4 separate regions of the Homo sapiens genome follow, and regions 2, 3 and 4 are each linked to region 1. The links are chromatin contacts, found by Hi-C or POLR2A ChIA-PET in ENCODE. All regions are on one chromosome and are shown on one strand. Each heading gives the region's core, a stretch centred on a gene start or an enhancer-like site at or near the end of the contact. The rest is flanking DNA. Distances are from core to core; before and after follow the strand shown. Region 1 holds the start of TSTD2 (thiosulfate sulfurtransferase like domain containing 2). Region 2 holds the start of MSANTD3 (Myb/SANT DNA binding domain containing 3). Region 3 holds the start of NR4A3 (nuclear receptor subfamily 4 group A member 3). Region 4 overlaps PTCH1 (patched 1).

Evidence for each region. A loop is a pair of places that touch in the nucleus more often than their neighbours do. ChIA-PET counts read pairs that join two places held with the same protein, here RNA polymerase II (POLR2A). Pooled maps may share reads with other maps.
Region 2: a loop to region 1 is called in a pooled map, with 6 times the contacts of the local background. The contact joins the promoter of MSANTD3 here to the promoter of TSTD2 in region 1. A Hi-C loop is called at or near these places in 6 of 50 pooled maps. POLR2A ChIA-PET finds 5 or more read pairs at or near these places in 2 of 52 experiments (A673 and HEK293).
Region 3: a loop to region 1 is called in a map of CD8-positive, alpha-beta T cell, with 18 times the contacts of the local background. The contact joins the promoter of NR4A3 here to the promoter of TSTD2 in region 1. A Hi-C loop is called at or near these places in 2 of 168 maps with a recorded cell type or tissue (CD8-positive, alpha-beta T cell and naive thymus-derived CD4-positive, alpha-beta T cell) and 15 of 50 pooled maps.
Region 4: a pooled map shows a loop between it and region 1 (2.8-fold over the local background). The contact joins the enhancer-like site here to the promoter of TSTD2 in region 1. A Hi-C loop is called at or near these places in 5 of 37 single-sample maps with no recorded cell type and 6 of 50 pooled maps. POLR2A ChIA-PET finds 5 or more read pairs at or near these places in 1 of 52 experiments (common myeloid progenitor, CD34-positive).

What each region holds. Positions count from the first base shown.
Region 1 is chr9:97,630,168-97,636,646 of GRCh38, forward strand. TSTD2 (thiosulfate sulfurtransferase like domain containing 2) reads right to left here and starts at 3,201. Exons shown (of 10, transcript NM_139246.5): 1 at 3,076-3,201. It overlaps NCBP1 (nuclear cap binding protein subunit 1), which reads left to right and starts at 3,654. Exons shown (of 23, transcript NM_002486.5): 1 at 3,654-3,748. The coding sequence starts at 3,715. RefSeq lists enhancers at 3,122-3,451, 3,220-3,514, 3,679-4,514, 4,072-4,151.
Region 2 is chr9:100,423,373-100,429,851 of GRCh38, forward strand. MSANTD3 (Myb/SANT DNA binding domain containing 3) reads left to right here and starts at 3,771. Exons shown (of 3, transcript NM_080655.3): 1 at 3,771-4,021. RefSeq lists silencers at 3,608-3,837, 3,878-4,107, 4,148-4,267.
Region 3 is chr9:99,818,926-99,825,404 of GRCh38, forward strand. It overlaps NR4A3 (nuclear receptor subfamily 4 group A member 3), which reads left to right and starts at 2,960. Exons shown (of 8, transcript NM_006981.4): 1 at 2,960-3,482. It overlaps LOC101928438 (a long non-coding RNA gene), which reads right to left and starts at 964. Exons shown (of 7, transcript NR_109802.1): 1 at 896-964. RefSeq lists enhancers at 88-681, 682-1,275, 3,678-4,190 and silencers at 623-1,172, 3,054-3,103, 5,726-5,775.
Region 4 is chr9:95,491,852-95,498,330 of GRCh38, forward strand. The region is part of intron 2 of PTCH1 (patched 1); the gene reads right to left. Among named protein-coding and RNA genes, the nearest start is that of PTCH1, 14 kb to the right of the region's middle. RefSeq lists enhancers at 1,828-2,569, 2,496-2,585, 2,570-3,309, 2,646-2,695, 2,746-2,965 and 1 more. Within about 2 kb of position 2,645, at least 16 of the 41 ENCODE cell types and tissues checked have a DNase peak (open chromatin) inside an H3K27ac peak, as active enhancers do.

The sequences.
Region 1 (6,479 bases), core at 1,951-4,450:
TATCCTACTCTAGCCACACTGGACCATGCCCAGTTCCACAAATGAGCCATGTTCTTTCCTGACTCAAGGTCTCTGCACCTGAGTGTGGGGTGCCTTTCCCACCACCCCAAAATGATCTCCTCCGACTCTGCATCTTTTTTCAGTCTCAGCTTATTTTGATTTATGTACATACTCTGAATTATTATTATTTGTGGCACCTCTGCTATGTGCCGGGCCCATGGAATAGTCCTGGGAATGCAGCTATGAATGAAACAGTTGAAGTACCTGCTCTCTTGGAGCTTATATTCTGGTAAGGAGAGACATTAAGTAAGTAATAAACAAACAAACAAACAAACAAACAAATCATGAAAATACCAGCTAGGGATAACGGCCCCTGCTTCTCAGTTTCCTTTGCTGGATCTTCCTTATTACCCCAACCTCTAAATGTTGAACCACTCTATCTATACTTACCCTACAGGTGATCTCATCTACTTCCAAGGACTTAAAACTATATTTGCCTCAAAATAATTGAGAGAGAGGAGGTAATATCAATGAAACCAGATTACCCATGAATTAAGAATTACTGAAGTTGATGATGAGTACATGGGGTTTCATCATAAATTTTCCCTACTTCTGTAAATATTTGAAAATTACATGAGAAAAGAAAAAAGGGAAACATAAAGGAAATTTTCTGTTTAGAATACTATATAATAAATGACTCCATATTTATATCTTCAACCTGGGCCTTTCTCCCAAACTACAAATTCATATACCCCACTGTGTGTGAATTTTACACTGTGTGTGAAGCCAGCTAGCTTCAGCTTCAAATACAACTGTTCAAAACCAAACTTTCGTCTTCCCCAGTCTTCCTTATCTGAGTAAAAGACAATTTTATTCTTCCTGTTATTCAGACAAAAAAAACTTTGGGATGATTCCTGACTCCTTATTTTCTCACACTATCATTCACTTGTTCAGAAAATACTTTTTTTTGAGACGGTTTTCGTTCTGTCACCAGGCTGGAGTGCAGTGGGGTGATCTCGGCTCACTGCAACCTCCGCCTCCCAGGTTCAAGCGATTCTCCTGCCTCAGCCTCCCGAGTAGCTGGGAGTACAGCTGCACGCCACCACACGCAGCTAATTTTTGTATTTTTTTTTTTAGTAGAGACAGGGTTTCACCATGTTGGCCAGGATGGTCTCAATCTCCAGACCTTGTGATCCACCCACCTCGGACTCCCAAAGTGCTAGGATTACAGGGGTGAGCCACCATGCCTGGCCAGCTTTGCTTTTGAAGTACAATCCAATCAGATCACTTTGCACCACCATCTTTACTACCACCCTAGTTCAAGCTACTATCATTTGCAGCTAGAATTACTGCAAAAGCTGAACTATCTTCCTCCTTTGGGAGCATGAGAAGTAACTATTAAAAAAATAAGTCAGACTGGCCCTGCACAGAGGCTCATGCCTGTAATCTCAGCACTTTGGGAGGCCAGGAGTTCAAGACCAGCCTGGCCAACATGGCGAAACCCCATCTCTACTAAAAATATACAAATTAGCCTGGTGTGGTGGCGCATGTCTGTAATTGCCGCTACTTGGGTGGCTAAGGCACAAGAATTGCCTGAACCTAAAAGGCAGAGGTTACAACGAGCCAAGACCGTGCCACTGCACTCCAGCCTGGGCAACAGAGCGAGACCCTGTCTCAAAAAAAAAAAATCATACTCCAATGACTTCTCAATTCACTTGGATAATGTCCAAAGTCCTCACAGAGCACCTTCCCCCTACCTCTCTGATCTCATCTACCACTCTCCCGTTGCTCACTACCTATGATGGCACTATTTGTGGGTATTCCTGAATGGGTCGTTAGAATATATCAGCGCCAAGAGAGCAGGGGTTTTCCTTTGTTCACCTCTACATCCTCAGCATTCAGAACTCTGCCTGGCACCTAGGAGGTGCTAAATGCTAATAAATATAATATTCGTTGAATGAAATAAAACAGTGATTGGGTAACCAAAGAAGGCCTCACTAAGGACCTGACATTTGAGCTGAGACCTAAGTGACCAAGAGCCAGCCACGCAGATTTAGAACCAGAGACCTTCAGGTAAAGGAAATAGTATAAGTTCCTAAAATAAGAACAAGCTTGACTTATTGTAAGAACAGAAAGAGTGGTTGGAGTACAGTGAGGAGAAGTAGAACCCCACAGGCCATGGCATGGAGTGTGCAATGGAAAGTCGTAGGAGACTTTTTTTTTTTGACACGGTCTCACTTTGTTGCCCAGGCTGGAGTGCAGTGTGCGATCACCGCTCACTGCATTCTCGACCTCCTGGGCTCAAGGGATCCTCCCACCTCGGCCCCCAACCCTCCCCTCGAGTAACTGGGACTACAGGCGCCAAACACTAGGCTCAGCTAATTTTTTTTTTTTTCCTGTAAAGACGGTGTTCGCCTTGTTGCCCAGGTGGGTCTTGAACTCCTAGGCTCAAGCGGATCCGCCCGCGTCGGCCTCCCATAAGTGTTAGGATTACAAGCGTTAGCTACCCCGCCCGGCCGTCATAGGAGACTTTTAAACAAAGCAGTAACACGATCTGATTCTGGATTTGTGTTGAAAGCAGAGCAGGCAGGGTTTACAGATAATTGTTATGTAAAAAGAGGGAAAAGAGCTAAGAAAGACTCTAAATTTTTGGATTAAGCGGCCGACGGATGACGTCATTTACTGAAATGGGTAAGACCGAAGGAGAATTAGGCCGGGAGAGTGAAATTTCAGATGGCCATGGACAAAGCAGATAAGCCAGTATGGTGCTCATAAAGACATCAGGGGAGGGGACGCTCACACACAGGCATATAGGTACCCAATAACCCTTGAAAACAGATTACTAAAACAATCATTTGTTCCTTCCTAAGCAAACAACTTAAGGAAAATGACGGCCAGCCGGCAAGCCCGGAGCCGCACGCTCGCGTCAGGGCCGGCCTTTCCATACCAAGGGGCGGCACGTGCGGCACCGCCTCCCGCCCAGGCCCCACCCCGCATGCCGAGCTTGGCCCAACCTCTCCTCCCACTTTTCCCAAGGCGGCAAAAGCCGGAAAGTGGGAGTAGATGAGCACATACCCGCCAGTCCTGATCCTTTCTAAGGTCTCTCTTCCCTGCACTGTCTCCGCCTAGCAATTGTCACTGCTCACCGCCCTCGAGCCTATTCCCCCGCCGCGTATTTGGGTAGAAAAGCTCGCTCGTGACGTCACCAAGCTCCGGAAGTCTCCTGGCGTCGGCGCAAGGGCCGCCGGGAAAACCATTGAGAGGCCACCGGGAAACCATTGAGAAGCCCCGGAGGACCGGCCTGAGCGGAGGCGGAGACTAGAGCGGCCGCCGGCACGACCCGCCTTCAGGCGTACGACGACCGCGGCCCGGGGGCTCTGAGTGGCCAAAGCGGCGGCACTTTCTGCGTGGCCCCGGAAGGACATAGAGCGGAAGGCGGGAGAAAGAAGTAGCCGGCAGGCGGAGGCAGCCCGAGGGGGCGGTTGCATGTGTGCCAGACGTTCGTAGCCCACTGAGCTTCCTCACGCCGGCTGTCGCAGCGCCTAGCCCCACCCGGCGGCCTCTCCTGCGCTTCCGGGGCCGTGGCGAGCTAGTGCGCCTGCGTGCCGGCCCATCCGCGCGCCTTGCAGCTGTCCTTGCGTCGGCCAGCGGCCAGACAGTTCCTGCAGCGCTTACCGCCTGGCCTCTCGGTTCCGCGGCGCACCGGAGGGCAGCATGTCGCGGCGGCGGCACAGCGACGAGAACGACGGTGAGTGCCTGCGGCCCGGCCACGGAGGCCGCTCCCGGTTGGGAGCCGAGGCTCGGCGTCTTTGGGTGTCCACGGAAGAGACTGGAAGCTCTTCTCCCCGGGAACGTGCGGGGAGCCGCGGAGGGAAAGAGGAGAATATGGTGGCGGTGTGGTCGGGCGGCTTCTAGAAAGCGACTTCTCCCCCGCCCCAGTTCTTTGAGTCAAGGGCCGATCCTCGGGAAAGAAGGCCTGGTGAACCCCATGGGTAGACCCTTGGTCTCTAAGGATGCTTCAGAATTTCGTCCGTAAAACCACGGAGCAGGGAAGCACACCTGTGTCTGTGCTGCCGCCTCTTAGGGACCCACTGGTCCTAGTGTCTCGTTTTAACCTTCAAAGCTGCACCTGAAAAGGGCTCGGAAGAATTCACTGAAGGAAAGGACTGAGAGATCTCATGAGTTGCAGTCTGAACTCTGTTCCGGTAGTGGTTATCCGTTGATTTCACTTCTTTCAAGCTGCAGGGAAAGAATATTGTCTTACCTGCGCCCAAGAGGTCCCTAATAAACAGACACAGGTTACTGCAGATTTTGAACTGGCCGTAAGCGCATTTCCCTTGTGTGAGAGAGAGTGCTAGAAAACTAACTTCAGGCCTCTGAGAGAGTTAGAACAGGGGTTCCCATCTCCGTTTGGATGATTGTGCTCGTGGAGATCAGTGTTGCCTTCATAAAGATGGAATAATTCTAGTTTTAACAACAACAAAAAAAAGATGCTTATATTACACATAAGCCTTACAATCGGTCAAAAACACAAATCCACACACCAAAAAAGTAAAACTTAGAGTAATTCTATTGTTAACATTTTAGTGTATTGTTTTTTGAAGAGAGTGTATAGTAGTGGTTAAGAGATGAGACTTTGGAACCAGAGGGTTTAGGTTCAAAGCCAGACCCTACCATTTACTTGGTGATCTTGTCCAGGTTATGAAATCTCCTTAAACTTTAGTCTGTAATACAGAAGTAATGATATTTATATCTTCTGGTTTTTGTGAAGGTTAAATGAGGTAATACACATCAGCAACAATGATGTTTTATCATTTGCCAACGCTTAAGAGGCGGTAAACGTTAGCAGATGCTGTCAATGTAAGAAAAAAACCCATAACAGACATTTTAAATTGAGTAAATTTTATCTACTAACGTTTGTCTCTCCTTGAGTGTTGTGGCAGTTGAGGTGGAGGCAGAATCGCATGCATTTAGTTTTAATAGTGAAACACCAGATTTCTACGAAGGAATGGCTTGAGAGGATATTCTAGTCCAGCTTTCTATCTGACACCTAAGGGTCTAGAGACTGAGCATAACTAAGATGGAGGGACAGCTGTCAGTTCCCAAACACCAGCAAGAGCGAATCCAGTCCGGGGCTCTCTTCACTACACAGGTATAAATTAAATAACTATGCTGCGTGCTTTGATTTCTAACACGAGGTTTCTTGTGTAACCTCTGTACAAGGCACAGAAAATACAATTCCCTCCCTTTTTTTTTTTTTTCTGAGACGGAGTGTCATTCTTTGTCAGGCTGGAGTGCAGTGGCGCGATCTCGGCTTACTGCAACCTCCGCCTCTCAGGCTCAAGTGATCCTCCCACCTCAGCCTCCTAAGTAACTGGGACCACAGGCGCGGGCCACCACGCCCGGCTAATTTTTTTTTTGTTTTTGTATTTTTTGTAGAGACGGGGTTTCGCCACGTTGCCCAGGCTGATCTTGAACTCCTGAGCTCAGGTGATCCACCCGCCTCGGCCTTCCAAAGTGCCGGGATTACAGATGTGAGCTACTGCGCCCGCCGATAATACAATTTTCATATGCTTTGTAATTGACTAGTCAAAAACTAATATACTTCTCAAGTCATTACTTGGGGGCTGGAGAACTTGAGTCTTTTGTTCTTTTCTTTGTTGTTCTAATGCTTCCTTTTTCTCACTTAGAGGTAATCCCTAAAGAGAGAGGAAATGTCATTGTAGGGCATCCTAGAGAATTGGAATGCTAATATGTAGAAAAATAACTTTTGCTTTGGTTATTGGGAGACTTACATAACTTTCTTGGAGTTGGCTTGTTTTTAACACCAGCTGGCAGCCAAATCACTGTCCATTTGGGTCTTGCCGCGAGAACCTCAGAGTAAATAAGACAAGTAAAACAAAGCATTCATTAAGCAAAGGTTTTTATGGTTGATATTTTAGTGTGGGAGAGGCAGATACAATTCATGTTTGATAATACAGCAAATCTGAAATTTTTGTCAGTTGCCACAATTTGGATAACGATCGCTGGAGTTTACCCTACACAGTGATCTGAATCAGATTATTTTGGATGCTTTCCTTTTAGTTAAAAATCTATTTTTTAAAAAATAAATCTTAGAAGCTTAAGGATTATAGAAGGCTATTTTAAAATAGGGTAGGAATTATTACAGTCAGAATTAAATAGATGCATCTGAGCATTTCTGGACAATTGTCAGCTGCTGTCAGTCACTGCCCTGACTTTCCGTATGCTTGACTCTCTATATATAGAGTGTGTGTATATATATAAACTATAATAGAATGTATTATATATATTTATATATTATATAAATTTATATTTATATATTATAAATTTATATTTATATATTATATAAGTTTGTTTATTATAAGTTTTATATAAATATATACTCTAATATATATTTTACATATAATTATATACTGTATATATAGAAGCAAGCATATGGAAAGTAATACATATATATA
Region 2 (6,479 bases), core at 2,521-5,020, 2.8 Mb after region 1:
GCACTCCAGCCTGGGCGACAGAGCAAGATCCGTCTCGAGAAAAAAAAAAAAAGAAAGAAAAGAAAAGAAAATTTTGTTGAAACCAGGCTGGGTGCAGTGGCTCATGCCTGTAATTTCAGCACTTTGAAAGCCTGAGGTAGGAGGATTGCTTGAAGCTTAGAAGTTCAAGACCAGCCTGGACAACAAAGAAAAACCCCCTTTCTACAAAAATAAAAATTTAAAAAATGAGTTGGGCATGGTGGTATGCTCCTGTAGTGTCAGCTACTAGGGAGGCTGAGGTGGGAGGATCGCTTGAGCCCAGGAATTTGAGGCTGCAGTGAGCTATGATCATAACCTGCACTCTGGCCTGGGTGACAGAGCAAGACCCTGTCTCTAAAAGGAATAAAAAAGGAAAAAAAAAAAAGATGTCGTTGAAATCAACTACTATATCAAGACTGCTTGGTGAGCCTGGATCCTAGCAAAAAAGATACAATATGTATAGCTATTCTCAGCAACCTGTGGAGCGCAATGCATCACTCATCTCCATCACAGGAATGGATCTCCTGAAGGGACCCTCCAGCATTTGAAAAAGGGACAAGTCACATGGATGAGTTCTTTATGGTTTTCTTTTCCTAGACTCTGTGTAGACGCTGCCCTTCTGTTAACACTTTCTACAAAGAAACTGTAATAGCTTTATTATTGATAAAATAGCTCACATTTATTGAGTGTTTTCTCTGTGTTTTCAAGAAACCTATTTAATTTGATGTAAGTGATCCAAAGTAAAAAAAAAAAAAAAAAAAAGAAAAAGAAGTCAGTTGTCCAAGGTAGCATGCAGAACTAAGTCAGGGATCAAGGAGAGAGCTGGGAAGGCAGCCACCATATTGCAGGCCTGAGTAGTTACCCTGCCCCATTAGTTTTTAAGATAGTCTGCTCTCTTTGTTTGAGGAGAGACACATGACTAAATTTGAGTTTCCCATGTCTCCTTAGCAGTACACCTACATGTGGCTCATGTCAATCACCATTATTTATTTATTTATTACAGCATTAATTTTTTTATTTTTAAAATTTTATCTGTTTATTTATTTTGAGACCAGGTTATGAGACTGGCTAATTTTTGTATTTTTGGTAGAGATGGGGTTTTGCCACGTTGCCCAGGCTGGTCTTGAACTCCTGGGCTCAAGCGATCCACATGCTCCAGCCTCCCAAAGTGCTGGGATTACAGGCATGAGCCACAATCTTCATTATTTAAATCAATAAAATAACACTGATCATTTGCTGAAGTTAAGACTAGAAGCTTTTATCTACCCAGCCAGGTAGGCATCATATTCCCATCTTAGAAATGAGAAAACTGGCCGGGCATGGTGGCTCATGCCTGTAATCCCAGCACTTTGGGAGGCAGAGGCGGGCGGATCACGAGGTCAGGAGATCGAGACCATACTGGCTAACATGGTGAAACCCCGTCTCTACTAAAAATACAAAAAAAATTAGCCAGGCGTGGTGGCAGGCGCCTGTAGTCCCAGCTACTCGGGAGGCTGAGGCAGGAGAATGGCGTGAACCCGGGAGGTGGAGCTTGCAGTGAGCCGAGATTGCGCCACCACTGCACTCCAGCCTGGGTGACAAAGCGAGACTCCGTCTCAAAAAAAAAAAAAAAAATGAAATGAGAAAACTGAGATTCAGGAGCTTAACTTAGTTCACGTTTATCTAGTGCTTTTTCCACACTGTATCACTTTATCAATCAAATTTCCAATCTGAATTGACCTTCCAATGTCACACCCCAATAGTTTTCCCTTGACCGTATCTGCATGTAAGAAGGGAATCTTCATGGACTTATAATATGGCACTAAGTGGAAAACAAGTGTAAATGATGTACAGCCTTGGCTTTCGGTGTGGTATCATAGCTTGTTTGCTAGCACATTGTAGCAACTCCCCTGGTATAATTTTAGTTTCCAGGCTCTCTGGACAATTTCAAGGCCTCCTGGACATCAGACAAATTATTGTTAAAATAATGAATGAGATGCCTGTAATCCCAGCACTTTGGGAGACTGAGGTGGGCAGATCACTTGAGGTCAGGAGTTCGAGACCAGCCTGGCCAACATGGCGAAATCCTGTCTCTACTAAAATTACAAAAATTATCCAGGAGTGGTGGCACATGCCTATAGTCCCAGCTACTTGGGAGGCTGAGGCAGGAGAATTGCTTGAACCCGGGAAGCGGAGGTTGCAGTGAGCCAAGATTGCACCATTGCACTCCAGCAGACTCTGTCTCAAAAAAAAAAAAAAAAAAAGAAAAGAAAAAGAATGAGGACCAGTATAGCTCTTAGTTTAGGGTCTTTATTTTTATTGGTGCTTCTGCCCTGGATTGTTTTTTGAGGGAAGAAAGAAAGGGTTGCGTGATTCTTTGTACATAGTGAAAACCTAGATCAGTTTTTACTTTAGGGCTATGGATAGTGGGAGTTGGGAGGGCAAGCAATAGTCTCAAAAATGTTCAAGGAATTAAAACACAAAAACGGAAAATTGCAAGTGTTGACAAGGTTGTGGAAACTTGGAACCCTCAAACATTGGTGATGGGAATGTAAAATGATTCATTCAGCTGCTGTGGAAAACTTTTTGGCAGTTCCTGGAAAAGTTAAACATAGAATTACCCTATGACCCAGAAAGTCCACTCCTAGGTATGTATCCAAAAGAACTGGGAACAGGTACTCAAATATGTGTACAGGCATGTTCAGAGCAGCACTATTCACAATAGCCAAAAGGTGGAAGTAACCCAAATATCTATCAAGGGATGAATGAATAAACAAATTATAATATACACATACAATGGGATATTAATCAGCCATAAAAAGGAATGAAGTACTGATCCACGCCTCAACATGGATGAATCTTAAATACAGGCTAAGTCAAAGAAACGACACAAAAGGCCGCATATTGTATGGTTGCATTTATATGAAATACCCAGAAAAAAGTAAACTCACAGAGATAGAAAATAGCTGAGTCGTTGCCAGGGTCTGGAGGAAGGAGGGACTGGGGAATTACTGCTTAATGGAGTATGGATGTTTCAGAACTAGATAGAAGTGGTTGCTCAACATTATGAATGTAATAAATGCCACCAAATCGTTCGCTTTTAAGTGGTTTATGTTATGCGAATTTCACCTCAAAAAAAAAAAAAGTTAAAAAGCCTTCTCTGCCTTTCTCTGGGGTTGGAGTCTTCCCAATGGATCCAGGGCAAAAGAAACATCCAGCCACTCTGTTTGCGGGAGGAGCAAAGGGTGGCTTGTCCCGACAGTTTGAGCTGTTGTGCATGCATTTACACACGCATTAATTCCAAATGAGTCAGCACAGTGTCCGAGACAGGTCCTGGGCTCCAGTGAGCACAGTCGCTCTCCTGGGGGAGGCACGTTCCACAAATTAACAGAAGTTCTGATAAACTCAGCATAGGGGGATTCGCTGTCCCAAGTATCAAGGAGTCCTAAAAGAAAAGGGCCTATTTCAGTCGGGGGACCTGGACTGAACTAACTCGTGTTCATGGCCGCCAAATCCCGTGTGACAAATGTATTCTTTTGTTGTTCATAGAAATAAAACAGTTTTTCGGGCCGCTTCAGGAGCTCCTCTGCAAAGGTGGGGAAAAAAGGCAACTAAATCAGCACGAGGACGTCAGCCCGAGGATGTCAGGAGCGGGGTCGGTGCGGACGGGCAGGTGGGCGGGGGGGCACCCCGCGCCCCGCCCCAGTCCCCTGGAGGCCGGCGGCCGCAGCTCGGGGAAGTGGGGACTGGCGCGGGGCCGCGCTCCCGCCCTCCTCGGCGGCGCCGACGGACCGGCAGGCGGCGGGCGGTCCGCGAGGGGGCGGCGGCGTCCGGGCTTTGTGGCCGCGGCGCGCGCGGCGGGGCCTGGCCGGCCGGGGGCGCGCCGCCGCCGCCGCCGCCGCCCGGCGTTCGGGAGCCCGCGGCCCTCCCGGCCGCCCTGCTTGCGAGAGGAGCCCAGGCCGCCCGCCCTCGCGCCTCGCCGGCCCCTCCCCCGGTCGCCGCGGCTGCCGCGCCGCCGCTGCAGGTAGGAGGCTCCCCTTCCGGGCGGGCCGCAGCCGGGCGGGGGCGGGGGTGGGGGGCGCGGGCCGGGCGTAGAGGGGGCCGGGGGCCGGCATGGAGGGTTTTCGGGCCGAGCCGCTGCGACCCCGGCCTTGCAGGCTGGGCGCCGGGCGGCCGCCTCTGCGCGCCGCGATGGGACTCGGTGAGTAGGGCCGGCCTGCTGCCTACAAAGCCCCGGGGCGCGGGCCTCTGGGGTACTCAGTGGCGCGCCCACGGCTGGGAGCGGGGTGGGCTTTGGACTCCCGGGCTCGGGGAGCTGCTCGGGGGGAATCCAGGTGACCTGCAGTACCGCGGTCTTCCCATCCCGGCGTCCCCACTGTGTGCTGATCACTGTGCTCGGCGCTTTTCCATACTTGTCTCCTTTAAGACCTCCAGTGCCCCGCCCGTCCAGAGTGTAACGGGAGGGATCCCTCACTTGCAGGATGAAGGCCGAGCATCACATCCTTGCTTGACTGACCTTGGGAAAGCTCCTTTACTCCGAGCCGGGGCTACTGTTTCTGTAAATTAGAGGCGGGGGTCGGGGGGGCGTGGTATAATATCTACCCTCAGGTACTATTGTGAAAGATAATGTATGTAAATGATAACAGCTAAATTTTGAGCACTCTGTATGTACCAGGCCCTAGGTACTAAACAGTTGGCATGAATTATCATTGAATCATCACCCTGGCGCTGTGAGGTAGTTACTGTAAATTGCATGAATAATCTTTATTTAGGAGTACGAAACAGTGAAGAATTTAGTCTCCCTATTCCGATTCAGGAGGTTGGGTATTTCTTAGGCGTGATAACATTTAACATTACAGACGTTCCTGCAGTATCGAGGAGAGTAGTTATAGGATGCAGGGATATATTTGTCATACATTTAAAACTGGAGGTAGGATAATATCAGGGCCAGAGAGTGTGCCTTTCAGCATGTCAGAGCAGATGATTGTATTCCAAGGAAATTGCTGAATATTAATTAAAAAACATAGTTTCTGAGTTAGGATTGAGGATGGCTGTGGGAGTCCAGGGCCAGAGAGAGACATGGGATGGACAAGGGGGAGAAGAAGGATTCTGAAGTCCTGGAGGAAGATGTAGAGGAAGGCACCAGGGTTCACCATCCCTCCCCTGCAGCATTGCTGGGCCAGATTTCATCCCTCCCGTAGAGACCCGGGCTAGGGGACAAAGGCTGCTGGGGCAGGGGGTGGGGAGGGATGTTATAGGTTGTCTCTTTTTACTCCCAGGCCGCCAAAAATATTCAGATTGATGGAGGGTCAGGTGATTGGGCCTCCTAAAATGCCATTATCCCTTCTCACAAAATTCTTGTGTTTCAGGGCATGGGGATGCTTGCCAGCCCTAATGGTTGATGAGATGCTTAAAATACAAAGGTCTCACTGATATAATGGAAGAGTGCATTTTCAACACCATTCACTGGGTTAGAGAAGTAATGGGCCTGAGGAGATTATTTTGGGTTTAGAATGGGGAGAACTAAAAAGGCTTTGGATCCTGAAGAAGGAAGAGAGGCAGGAAGGGCCCAGGCACTGCACCTGTGGGGAAAGGCAGGAGAAGAAGGAGCTGAGGACTTCACCCCACCATCTGCAGAATACCCAACAGGCTGTTCAGTTCTCAGCTACCAAGGGGGCACCCTTTCCTCTCCCAGTTGGTGATGATTTGTTAACGTATTGTGGAAGATCAAGGGCTGGACTCAGGCACTCCTGTCCTGAGTGAGTAGGAAAGACGTCTGGGAGAAGGGTGGTTTATTTTGTTTTTAACCAGGCATTGAAGCAGAGAGTAGGTGGGTACGTAGCGATGGTGAAGGTAGGGAACATCATGCATACTTGGAAGAGCAATTGCTTTGGAGAGATAGACAGTTTGGGGTTTGAATCCTAGCTCTGCCATTTCTTAGCTTTGTACATTTTTTGTGAGGATAAAATAATGTTTTTTCACATATCTGGCGTGCAGTTCAACAAGCACTAGTACCGTATTCCCTGTCCGTGATAACATTCATTCAACAAATGTCTGCTGAGCACCAGTCATGTGCTGAGTCATATGTTACATCCTGGGGATACAGCGATGAGTCAGAAATTATGTATTCCCCTAGGAATTTCCCAGTCCAGTGTGGGAGATGGACGCAAAGAGCAAATTGCAAAAAATATGGGAAGTGCTACAGTACAGTCATGTACAACTGTCAGTGAGCTCATAGAAGAGTAACTCATTCTGAGCCAGTGGGAACTCAGGGCCAATCTATATCTAACAAGGTGAGTATGAGACCTTATGACACAGGTTTTTGTTTTTTGTTTTTGTTTTTTTTTTGGGGGGGGACAGTCTCGCTCTGTTGCCCAGGCTGGAGTGCAGTGGCATGATCTCGGCTCACTGCAGTCTCCACCTCTTGGGTTCAAGCGATTCTCTTGTCTCAGCCTCCCAAGTAGCTGAGATTACAGGCACCT
Region 3 (6,479 bases), core at 1,710-4,209, 2.2 Mb after region 1:
ATTTAGGTAAACAAGGATACTGCTTTGAAACGGTCACTGGAGCCCAACTCATATGAACAATTTAGCAGCTTTATAACAACCCTGAGTGGGCAAGGACCTTTCATACATATTAACATTTAGAAAATGTAGTTTATTGAATAAATTCATTGAAAGATGTCATGTTTCCTAAAAACTGTACCTAATTTTAGGGTTCCTGCTTACAGTGATTCCAGTTCTACATGAGAGTTTTAATTGAAGGAGGATTAGGGGGGTGAGGGAGGTGCAGAACACAAATGAAATTTTTACAGCATGGAAATAAAAGTATTTTTAAATCTTCTTGGGGGTGAAGAGTTAGGCAAGAAGTAATACGTGGAAACTGTCAAGTGCTTCTCTACACATCCACCCACCAGATACCATCGCAGCCGGCTGGGGGAGTCTCCCTCTTCTTGCCTGACAGCTTCACTTTCTTTGAGATCTGGAGCTGGTGATCACACTGGCCCGTCATGGTATTTTCAGTTAACAAAGCAGTTACTCAACGGGGCAAAAAGCCACAAAGGAGCAGAGCAGCTGCTGCTGCACCCGTGATGCAAGTGCAGGATGAGCCCCGGGCCGCCACCGCCGCCTCGGCTCCTCCGTGACGTCCGGGAAGGGTATCCCCGGCACTCAGGAAGTGGTGGCCGCGGGCAGCTCCGCCCCCACGCGACTCGGGGCTGGCCGAGCTGCCGGGTGGTAGAACCGCCGGGCCTTCCGCAGGGCGGGCGGGGATCACCGTCTCCCCACCTCCGTGCGCACACACATGCACGGGCCTCGCGCCCCGCTGTCGCCCGCGCCTCGCCCTGCTCACTTCTCACAGCCCGCGCCGGACGAAGAGAGCCGCCAGCGCCCCCCCTCTCTCCCACGGCTCGCACCCACTCACCCCGACCCCCGGCGCCGAGCCCGGCCCCTCGTCGCCGGTCACCAGACCTGGTCGAACCGAGTCCAAGATGGCGACTCCGCCCCCGCCCCCTCCGCACTCCCGGCGGGGTCAGGGCGCCCCCTCACGCGGCGGGCTCGCGCCCGAGACCCGGCTAAAAATAGCCAGGCCCGACTATATTTGGTTCGGCCGGATCCTGGCGCGGCCGCGCGCTCCCCGCCCCGCCCCGCCCCGCCCCGCGCGCCCTGCCCCGCCCCGCGCGGCGTTGAATGGAGAAGGGGCGGGGGTGACCGAGGGGAACCTACTCCGCTATCTGCGGCGCGCGCCGGCGGCGGGTCCCGGCCAACCGCCGAATTTAGTAACATCGCCTGCGTCAATCACGCGCCTCGCGTGCGTCAGCGCCGCGCGGCTCCAGGTCCTGCTCCCCCCCTTCAAGCCTTTGAATGGATACAATGTAGCAGCGCCCTCCTTCCTTCCGAGGCTGGATTGGAACCCGCCGCAGTGCAGAGACTCGGTTGCTCTCGGCTGGGTCAACTTTCGGGGCATTCTCCCACGATCCTCTCCGCACCACCGTGTCTGAATTGGAAGTGGAGGCGAAGAAAGATATACATGCCATATTTACCTATATGTAGTTTGTTTTCAAGTTTCTGGTCCTAGCTCGAACCTTCTTCGATTCTGAAATGTGTGCTGTCTACAAAGGAATCTTGTATCTCCCCTCGGCGCAGCGCCCCCCGCCCCCGCCACACACACACAAATTGGGACAGGTCAAACATATAAAACGGTATTTGTGATTCAAGCGGACCACATGGGGACCACTCTATCTGCATTGTTTCACTCAAATATTTTCTCCTGTCCAAAAATTCATTTCTGAAAGAGACTGCGTTCACTCAGCAGCAACCTTTGGGACTAGGGGTCTTTAACTCTGATAAATTTTGTTTTCATCAAGAAATTTACACTTAAATTTATCATTTCCAGGAAGAAATTGCTCTCCTTCATACAGTCACCCAGGCTTTCGGCACACCATTTCATGACAAATGTGTCCGAGGAGACCAAAGCAAATCCCCTAGCGAGGGACTGACTAATAAGTCCTGTTGATTGATTTCGAAATGTTTAATTTGGGAGATGTGGGCGGAGGGCATCTACAACCATCAAAAAGTGAAAGTGCTAGTTGAGAGTTCCATTTCTGACCCGGTGCCGGGGAGGAGGAATGATTTGCAATAGTCAGACCCGCTCAGCTGTTCAACACGTGTGTGTTTGTTTTACACACAGAGTAGTTTCTGCTGCAGCGCGCGTGTGCATGATGGATGTGCACTTCGCTGGGTTATAACGTGTCCAGTTAAGAAACCCACGCCGTACGTGTAAAGAAATCAAACCTTATCCCCGGAACCATCTGCATCCCTGTGTGAAACACGCACCCAGTAAATGATGCGGGGAGGGGGGATTAGCCTGGGCGCAGAGGACCGGAGCAACGTAAACAGCTTTAGAACCTATGCAAGAGGAAAGTGCAGCTGCACCTCAGGGCGTCTTCGGGCTGGTGCCAGACGCCTTCTGCACCGGCTGCCAGGTCACTGGAGCTGGTCAGAAGCTGGCTGGCGGAGCCTTCCCTTTCGGAAGAGCTGTCCTCTCCCTTACCCCCCTCGCCCTGGCTCCGTGCCTCGGGGCAGCCTCGGAGGCGCGCCAGCAGCACTCCTCCAACTCTACTCCACCCGAGCCTGACAGCTGGGCGGTCCCGCCTGACCCGTGGGCAGGCCGCTGCACCCTCCCGCAGACGCACGCCCTGGCGAGCGGTTCCGCTGCAAAAAGAGAAGCCCCCAGGCCGGGGCCGGCCGTGCGGCGGAGTTTCCATTGTGCGGCCGTGCGACTGGCCGAGGAACGCGCGCGCGCGCGCGCGCACACGAACACACACACCCTCCCTCGCACACGCGGAACCGGCTGGGCCAGGGGAGGGAGGAGGAGGGTGACGTAGCGTCCCATGGCGTCACATTGACGTCTCGCATTCCAGGCACTCTATGGAGAGGCCGCTAGGGCTCCTGTGGCATAAATGACGTGCCGAGAGAGCGAGCGAACGCGCAGCCGGGAGAGCGGAGTCTCCTGCCTCCCGCCCCCCACCCCTCCAGCTCCTGCTCCTCCTCCGCTCCCCATACACAGACGCGCTCACACCCGCTCCCTCACTCGCACACACAGACACAAGCGCGCACACAGGCTCCGCACACACACTTCGCTCTCCCGCGCGCTCACACCCCTCTTGCCCTGAGCCCTTGCCGGTGCAGCGCGGCGCCGCAGCTGGACGCCCCTCCCGGGCTCACTTTGCAACGCTGACGGTGCCGGCAGTGGCCGTGGAGGTGGGAACAGCGGCGGCATCCTCCCCCCTGGTCACAGCCCAAGCCAGGACGCCCGCGGAACCTCTCGGCTGTGCTCTCCCATGAGTCGGGATCGCAGCATCCCCCACCAGCCGCTCACCGCCTCCGGGAGCCGCTGGGCTTGTACACCGCAGCCCTTCCGGGACAGCAGCTGTGACTCCCCCCCAGTGCAGATTTCGGGACAGCTCTCTAGAAACTCGCTCTAAAGACGGAACCGCCACAGCACTCAAGTACGTATGAGATTCGCCCAGTTAATAAGGGGACTTGCTAAAAAAGTTGGCTTGCTGGGAAGCGTCGCTCCTGAAATTGACAACTTTGAGTGTGGGGTTCCCTCCCCTGACCTTGCCGCCCGGCTCCGGCTTTGCTAGCCCAGCGGCCCGTAGGTTCTGATCTGAAACTTTTCCCCTGTAGTGGGCCCGCGGGGATCTCTGGAGCTCGTGGGATTCCTCCCCCCACTCGAAGAGGCGAAAAGCCTCTAACAAAGAGGAGGACCGGGATTTGTGCTATAGCGGCTCCAGCGATGTAATTCAGGGTATTTCGGCTCTAGTTGTCATGGTAATGATGCTCTCGGCGGCGGCGGCGGCGGCGGCAGCGGCAGCGGCAGGGAGTTGCAGCTCCGGTGATGAACGGCAGTAATTTTCCTGCCTTTTAAGTAGGATTGAAAATAGGAGCTCTGGTGGGTCCAAGTAAATGTTGCTAATGGTGGCACCGAGCTGGTTCTCTGGAAGGAAGCTTAGGAGGGAAGGGCCTAGGCAGCGACGGCCAGAGTTTGCAGACGCACTCGGAGGACCTCAGGAAAGAGGGCGTAATTGTAGGAATGTGGCTTATTGTATTGAAATGAGCCTGGGGTTCCACTAGGCACGTCTGCCTGTCGTCGCTGACATGCCGGTTTACACTTTTCCCTTAGGAGGTAAATCGGGTGTAATTGGCGACTCCCGCACACTGACACGTGTGGGGACGGTGTCCCTCTCCTCTGGACGTTGGCTCGGTGTGGGAAAGGCATGCTTTTTCACGGACAGAACTCGCGCTTTTGGAGAAGTTGCTCCGAGTGTTTTACTCTTAGTAGAAATGAAAGTTCTCGGTGGTGAGACGAGAGCGGTCATGCGAGCGCAGCCTGCGGAGACTGACTTCCAAAGGCACCTCTCCAACCTGTTGGAAGCCTCGGGGCAGTGGTGAGGAAGAACGCATTTGTCCCTTGATTTCCAAAAACGTTCTTGGAGATTGCCTTTTATTTATTTATGCGTCCGGATTCTCCAGAGGGAAGAGCTGCGAGGAGTTAGTAATCAGAAATGTCGGGCTGTGATCCCAGGGCCTTGTGGTGCTGGGAGAGAAGAACAGGGAGCCGTCATTCCATCGCGAGTCCAGTGCCGGATCTCCTTTTCCCACGACCGGGAAATATTTTATAGAATCAAGTTAGGGAAAGAAAAAGCTGCCTAACGTGGCTGATGGGCACAATGAATGAAGTTACTTTATTCGAGTTATTTTCGCTGAACAAGATGCTCGCAGAGTTAGTATCAAAGCCTCCTTAGGCCACAGCAACCTCCACGTCCGCTCCGCCCCCCACCCCCCGGCACCCATCCACCCCTTTGCCTGGGACCGTGCGCTCACAGAAATTCTTCCCCGCGGTTTGTCTAGTCTCCCTCGGTCTTTCTGAGAATCTCAGTCTTTCCCTTTCTGTCAGTCTCTCCCTCGCTCCTCTTGCCCCCGCCCAACCTCCGCCCCCGCTCCCCAGGGTTGGAAACTCCGCAGAGGAGCCCCGGTCACAATGGTGCGTTTCACGGTTTCCTCCACACACTTCACCACCGGGAGGGGAACACGGGGGTGTTCCTTTCGTCTGCCCACGAGAAAGAAAGGGGCTTTGACAGAGGTAGTTATTTCTTCCTAATTTACAACCCCAAGGCTCTGTGCTCCCGGCCCCGGCGGCCGCAAGCAGGAGCGGCGGAACGTGTTTCCAGGCACTGAGGCTTTGCCTAGGTAACCGGCCGCTTGTGGGGTGGAGAGAGCGGCGGGGCGCTGGGCTGGGCTGGAGGAAAGGCTGTGTGGGTCCCTCCCGCGAACGCTGGGCGCTCGAGGGGAACTCCTTCGTTGGGGAGAGGCGGTCCCCGCCCACCCGAGTTCTGAGGCCTCCTCTCAGAGAACGACTCCGCTTGAAAGGCCCTCAGGGAATGCGGGACGGGAATGCGGGCACCCACTGAAGGGGCGGGTGGGGGATTGCTGGAGACCCCCATTGAAGATGCGGGGAGACGGGAAGCACGTGCTACAGCCGTGGGAAGATCCGCTTCTACCCGCGCTACATCGAGCGCAAGCTTTCCGTCCGAGCAGCTCCAGCTGGGGCTGGGGGTGGCAAGGGAATCCCCCATTTCCTGGTCGTCGAGGGTTTCCTGGACCTGGGAGCCCCGAGTCCCTTTCTCTCTTCCTGCAGGCAAGCCCCGGGCTCAGGGGCGCCAGGAGATGACCCTCGTGGCCCCGCGCACCTCGGAGGTTTTTGGTTTGGTTTGATTTGGGGTTTTTCGGTCCCTGTTCCCACTCTTCGAGCTGCGCCCACCCCGGGCAAAGGGGGCGCTATAGGCCGGAGTTTGGGCACCCAGTTCCTTCCCTGAGGCCTGCTGAGCTGCGCTTTCAGCTACAAAGTTTCGCTGAGGCTGTGGGCTGAGACGCTGGTCCCGGAGCTGCGCTCGGCGCCCTCAGGAATGTGCCCCCGCTAGGCCGCTGGGTGGCCAGGAGCCTCCAAGCCGCCCACCCTCGAAGACACCGCCCTCTGGGTGCAGGGGACCTGCCTCCGCTCGTCCCATCAGCCGCTAACGCCGTCCGCTTCGTCCCCTTGCTTCCAGCGCCAGCCTTCTCATCGCTGTGCCCTTTTGTTTGCTTGACCCCTGGCCCTCGAAACTCGCGGCTAATAGAAGCGAAGCTCCATTAGCATTTAGAATGAAAAGCGCAGACTTTCTTAATTCCTCGGGGCATTCATGCATTCGTTCCGGACCTTGTGCATTTCCTATGCAACGTGTAAAATTTGTATTTGAGGGGTGGGGGCGGGCGGAGCTGGAAAATGGCTTTTTTCCGCTGGTGAACACTCACTGACCCCCCGTATTCGGGCGGAGCTCGTTCCTCAAGTGTTCTGCTTTCTTTGGTTTTCCTGACTTCGTAAGCTCGGAATCAATTGTGGGGGCAGAGAGATCAATTTCTGGGCAATAACAGGCTGCGCGTTTTTTTTTTAGCCTCGGTTTTGG
Region 4 (6,479 bases), core at 1,395-3,894, 2.1 Mb before region 1:
AGGCTCACAACCATGAAGATGACATGTTACAACTGCACAAAAAGTTAACTATAGCAGACCTGGTAAAAATGTGTGATGGGCTTATTGAAAACTAACGCATCGTGCATTCACAACCAAACAGGAAATCATGTCAATTCATAAAATCAAAGAGAGACGTCTTAAGACAGAAACTATTGTTAATGAGGCCGGTGATGCTGGAGGAAACATTCTGAAAAGCCATCCAGCAGATGTCTCCTCGCCCCTACACAACCCACTCCCTGATCCTTCAACTGCTTCTGATGTTTCTTCTCACCTAAAAAAATAAAACATGGTGTACAGTAACCTCTCAGTGAAAACACAGCATTGCAGGTGGAGACCGGAAGCTGCTGTTGTTTAGCCACTGATGCAGGTATCTGGTGATGCTATTGTGCTGCTTGGGTACCCTGAACACATTATTTTTTTCACTGCATTAATGGAATGTCGTGGTTTTTTTACTGGTAAGTACGTAGGTGTGAATTAGTTTAAGAAAATGATTGCTTATCGGCAGCATATAAATTTTAAGTCAGGAAGGATGGGAATGCCACACAACCAGATTGTCCACATGGGTGGCTGAGATAGTGACATCTTTGCTTTCAGACAGTTCAATATACACCAACATTGTTTCAGGCACACAATTATCTTAAAATATCGTATAAAATTCCCTTCAGGCTAGATGCATAAAGTAGTTGAAACATAAACAAATTTCATGTTTAGAGTTGGGTCCCATCCTCAAGCTTTCTCATCATGCTTATGTGTGAATATCACCCCCCCTTAAAAAAATCCAAAATCCCATACACTTCTGGTCCCAAACATTTTGTATAAGGGATACTCAACCTGTATTACGCTCACAGCTAGAATTTTAGAATGCGTGAAATATGACAATAATCCGTATTTTTATTTAAAGTACAACCATGTTGCATCAAAGACTTTTCTCAGCCAGTGAGGAGATGCATTTTTTTCAGTAGGGCTCCCTGGGTCACAGTGGACAGGCCTCATTTTCCTTCTGGTCCCCAGAGAGTCCTGTCTTAGAGGGGGCAGATGAAGGCACACAGAGAACATGCAGCCCTAAGCCTCTTTACCTGCAAATTCTGCCATCTTATTCTCCAGAAATCCAAGGCTTAAGCCAATTCTTTGAAAGGCAAAAGAAGCATCACTTCTGCAAATAAGTTTTTGATCAAGCTCTGCTGATCCTCTCATCCCCAAATCAAGCCAGGCTTAACTTTCCAAAGTGAAGAAAGGCTAGCTAGCTCAGGTGGGATGCCAGCTGACCCAGAGGCCCATACTTCTAGGCCAATATGATTCCAATCCACTGTAGACAAGAGATGTTTCCCTCATCACGCTTCCCTGCTGTGCCCCTCCTCAGCACAGCCTTCTGCACAGAGCTTAAGAAACTTCTGTGTCATTCACACAAAAACCTTTTAGCAAAAGCTTATTGTGATCCACATAAAGATGATCTGAGGGACCAACCGAAGTTATTTTCCACAAAATTCAAGTCCTGCCCATGCACCTCCGTATGTGAGGGACGCAGAGGGGCACCAGGGGCATGGCACACCAAGTGTGCTGAATGAATAAATGAATGCGCAGTCTCAATACAGAGCCTTGGGAACAGGCAGTCATCTGTATAAGTTATTAATTCCCCCCAAAGCCTCAAAAAGTCAATCAGTCAAAACAAATGACCCTTTCAGCCTGAAAAGTACCCACTCAGAGTCCAATTAGGAAAATAGGGTCTGTGTATATGCAAGCGTTGCATTTGCATTTGATTAATCCCATGAATTATCTAACAGCCTCTAGAGAGATTTTCTTTTTCTTTTAGTTGCTCAGGTCCTCCTTTCAATGTTGCATTTACTTACTGTGAGGCCGAAAAAGTACAAATCTCTAAGCGGGTGTAACTGCAAAATTATTAGCACTGCCTCTTTTTTATAATCGAAAAACAAAAAAAAAAGAAAATTCAGTAATGTGAGCAATTGGCTGAAAATTCACGGGCTGTGAATTTTAGTCCTCTCCCACCCATCTCTTTTATTCAGGAGGAGCCAACCGCTGTCCAAGTTTCTGGGCCGTTTTTTTCCTTATGAGATTGTGCCCCTGCGTGTTGCCATGGGAAAAACGCTACAATCAGCCCAAAGAGAATGTGCCTTCATGAAGTGAGCCCAGTGAGAGGTCAACCACCAAAGCATAACGAGAAAAGGACACCCCCACCTGCCCACGGAACCGCACGGGACCGCACGGGGCATGTGGCAGGCTGGGCGCAGGTAGTGCGCAGGCGCTCGCGCGGGGTTCTGCAACGCGCATGCGCCGGAAGCAAGCTTCCCCGCCCCCACCAGCTGCTGGCAGTGCCATCTGTTATCAGCCTTGCCCAGGCTGCTCCCTCTGAATGGCTTTCCCTGACGCAGACCTGCTCGCCCTGTCAGATGCAATCAGGTCAGCCCGGCACTCTGCCCACGCTGGACCTGCTGCCTGTCGCAGCTCCCACCAGCTCCCAAGGAGCCACGAGTTCCCGAGACGACGCTGCATCTGCCAGGAGGCCCCTTCTTCATTGGTTACTTGCCACACTGGCAAATGAGGGCTGTGCACCGCGCCACCTGAGACAGGCCCAAGAACGTTGCTGACTTCCTGCAGAGCACAGGCGGAAATGTCTTCCATCCGGAACAGCGTACTTTCCAAGCTGGGAACTGTCCCAGGTTCTACCACAACCTCAGGTGCAACCAGGCCGCTCAAGCGCAACAGGCAGGCAGATGCACACCCAGGTCCCGTCGCTCTGCAGGAAGTGGGCGGGCCCAGAGGTGTGATGACGAGCGCGCGCTGGCTCAGAGGCCACACTCCAGCAGCAGCAGGCAGCAGAACCCAGGAACCAACACAGCGTGTTTTCATCAAGCTTAGTTGAAACCTCCTGAAGTCTTCATTAAAAAAATAGAAACAGAAAGAAACCCAACAACAACAACAAAACCCAAGTGCTTCCACGGCAGGCTCTCCATCACAGCACTCAAGGCATTGCATAACATTAACCCCAGTTTCCTTCTCTCAGCTTCTGTGGGGCTGACATCACCTCTCAGCTCTGAACAGTCTTCTTGCCATTATCCAGCCTGGGCCTCTCTTCATTGGCCTCCCACTTGAGCCGACATGGGGGAGAAGACAATGCGAGTCTCCACCTTCGCACGCAGGCTCCCTGGCCTCCGGTGAATACCACGCTGGCCTCATTTATCTCCTGCACTGTTCCTTCCCTCTGCATCTGTGCAGGGAGACTCACGTCACTGGGGGCCACTTTCATGATTTTGTTGCCATCAGGATTAGCTGGATTAGGGGCCAGTACATAAGGACCCCCTGGTGCCGTGAGGAAGTTTCATCACCGGGTCAGCATGGTGTGAACTATATTCTGTCAACACCACCACTTCTTATAGCCACCAACCAAAAAACGGAAGGGTGGAGGTGGGGGCGTGGCAGAGAAAATACCTCAAGTGCAAAATGTATAAACTCATCATAGCAATAAATTCCCGCATCATGCATTTCAAAGTATGTGAGCCATTCAAGACTATCCTTTCAAACAAGAAACCCATGTGATTCTTTTTTTTTTTTTAAATCTATAAAGAATTTGGTGGGTCTGACAGTGGAGGTAGGGGGAGTAAGTATAGGTAGGCGAGTAAGTATAGCTACCCAGAGGAAGAACAAAAAGCCCACAAAAGCTTTTTTTAGCCCCTTTCTAAAGCTAGTCAAGCAGTTTGGGAAGAGTTGCACTGCTGAAACCTTATATTTTGTTCAAGGCTAACACCTCCAGAACGGTTAGTTCCTCCTCTTCTAAAGGACCAATGCTATCCCATCCAGCAAGGATATCCCCCCATCTAATGTGAAATAAGACAATGTGGGCAGGAGAGTGGTGGAGGGAATGGTGTGGGGGGTAAAAGGATGGGTGGGAAGAAAAACAAAACAGAACTTTTAACTCCTTTTAAAACTTCAATGACTGAATTTTTTCCTCCCAGGGAATCATTTACCTACCTCCATCCCGGCCCCACTCATCTGGACCCTGCATGAAGTACACACACGATTTCTACAGAAAGTAATGGGATTTCTGCAAGTGTGTGTGAGTGTGTGTGTTTTATAGAGCAGTCCCTCTTGCACAGAACTGGGCTGTCCCATCAAAGCCGTATCTGTTATATTTCTGTCTTTCTCTTCTGTTTGGCGTATTCACCAACAAGAGAAAAGGAGGTAAGCTTTGGCGGCCCTGACCTGCAGCTGGAACACAATACTTTCGCACAGCCCTGCCGACCCCTGACATAAATTTTACACCGCAGCTGGCATTTACACACTCAGCATTACCATATGTATAGCTGCTCGGTGCTAATTATGCTAATCACCTGTCTAACTCGCTGCTGCGAAAAATGGTTGCATTTAGCAGTCCAGCGCCTCCCAATGCAGCTTACTGTGTGGCTGAAATGTACATTCAGACGGCCCTGAATGGCAAGATTTTTCCACGTTGCTGGCTACATTCAGGCCTCAGAAAAATTTATTCAAGTCAACTGGTTTCGGTCCGCAACAAAAAAGTTACGAGAAAAAAGTGAGTGTGTTCTTGCCCTAACATTCTGGATCTGCTTGCAAGCAAAATGATAAATCAATTGGTGTGGGAAACAAAAAGGGAGAGAGATTTCTTTTGGGAGCCATGTGAAACTGTAGCCTATTAAAAAAAAAAAAGAAAAAAAAAAGGGTCATCCTAGTCCCCAAATCTCTAGAAAGAGCAGTTAATAGATATTTAGCCCTAATCCCAATTCTCTCAAATTGCAAGCTTTGTTTGCAATTAAGCAAGGTATTAAACATGTGCAATTTTTTTTTCTGGATCATGTGTAGACCAAAATGATGGTATCATATTTATCATTTTTTACTTATTACAACAATGTGTAAATCTCATGAGGAAAATAAAGTAAGAAGAAAGAATTTCTTAGGCAGCTAGGAAAAATTCTTTTGTTATTTTCTCTTAGAAAGCCTCTATTTAAAAAGAGGCTGTGTGATGTTTGAGTCTATTTTGTGAAGGTTGCTGGTTTCCCAGTAAAGGAGCAGAGGAAATCAGGGAGTGGGGGTGGGAATGTGGAAGAATTCACAAAAGGAAAAAAAACAGCGGTGGGAGGAGAAAGAGGGAGTCAAGAAGCCTACATTTTCCTTCATCTCAAAATTCCTGTTTTTATCATCACTATTTCTTAAAGCCGTTTTCTCAGATCACTCTGTAGAATAAATTTCTTAATCAGGAGAATATTGGCGCAGGTATTTCAACAATTCCGCAAATTCAAACTGAAATCCTATTTCTTCCTAACTCACAAAACATGTTCGTATTAATTTTTAAAAACCCTGAGTGTAGTCACTCTCAGGGCTGCTTCATGTTAGGCTATCTGGAAGGATAGGTAATATTTGGGTACTCCAATTTCCTGTCATTGCTGGCAGCATCGTACGACACGTTATACCGGAGGGTGGCCCAAAGTGCCAGTGACTTTCTCAGCTCCGAACAATCATCATTAGCAGACTTCTTACTTCAGAAATGCAGAAAGCAGGAGAAAACTGGAAAGCCATTTACTTCAGAACATATCGTGGGCTACATCCCTCAGTGCCACAGAACACCAGACTGGCTTTGCAACCCATCAGCTTTTCCAGGCTTGGAAGGTGCACCCACCCGGGAGGGCTTCCTCTCACGGAGGAGGTCATCTTGGAGGCTCGGGCTCTCTCCGCCTCGCTTCCACTCACCTTTCCATTTAACCACCAGCAAATGAATAACAGGATGCTCATGCAACTTAAAGATGCTGCTGTGACAAGAGCGCTCTTCCTGTCTCTCCCCACCCTCCATTCTGTCCCACATTTTATAAACTTATCTGACCCAATGAAGCAACACTATCCAAGCCACATCTTGATTTGTTTGGCATCCCAATTCAAGTTGCTATTCTTTGCCATTCCAATGTGTTTATCTGGGTTTTGTAGTTTCAAATCTTGACTGTGCAGCCAAAAACACAAATGACACAACCACCACTGGGCTCACTACAGAGCAGAGGGTTTACCCCCCCACCCCCCATCCTCTCAATCTCGCACTCTTCTTAAATAGGAGATGGACCACCCTGCCTCGTGGCACGGAGTGGTGTTTACATTGCAATACTTGACTGTGTAATACATCTGGCATTTTTGGGCAGGATTCCTGAGCTAGGGGCCAGAAGCCCTTAAGCAATGATTTAAGGGGGAAAAAAAATCATGCACATTGACTTAACAAAGCCCATTTCCAGTTCCTTTTGCTTACTTTTATACATGTCTCATTAATAACTGAAAACTATCTTGGTTGCTAAATTGGGTAAGTCTACTGCTTCTTTTCATTTATCCGAACAATAATAAATAAAGCTTGCGCTGTGGTATGGGGACTTGCTTCTCACTAGCCTTGCTTTCATAGCAGTGGCATTATGGGACCCACATGCAGAGTGGACTATTTGGGCCAACTCACACCT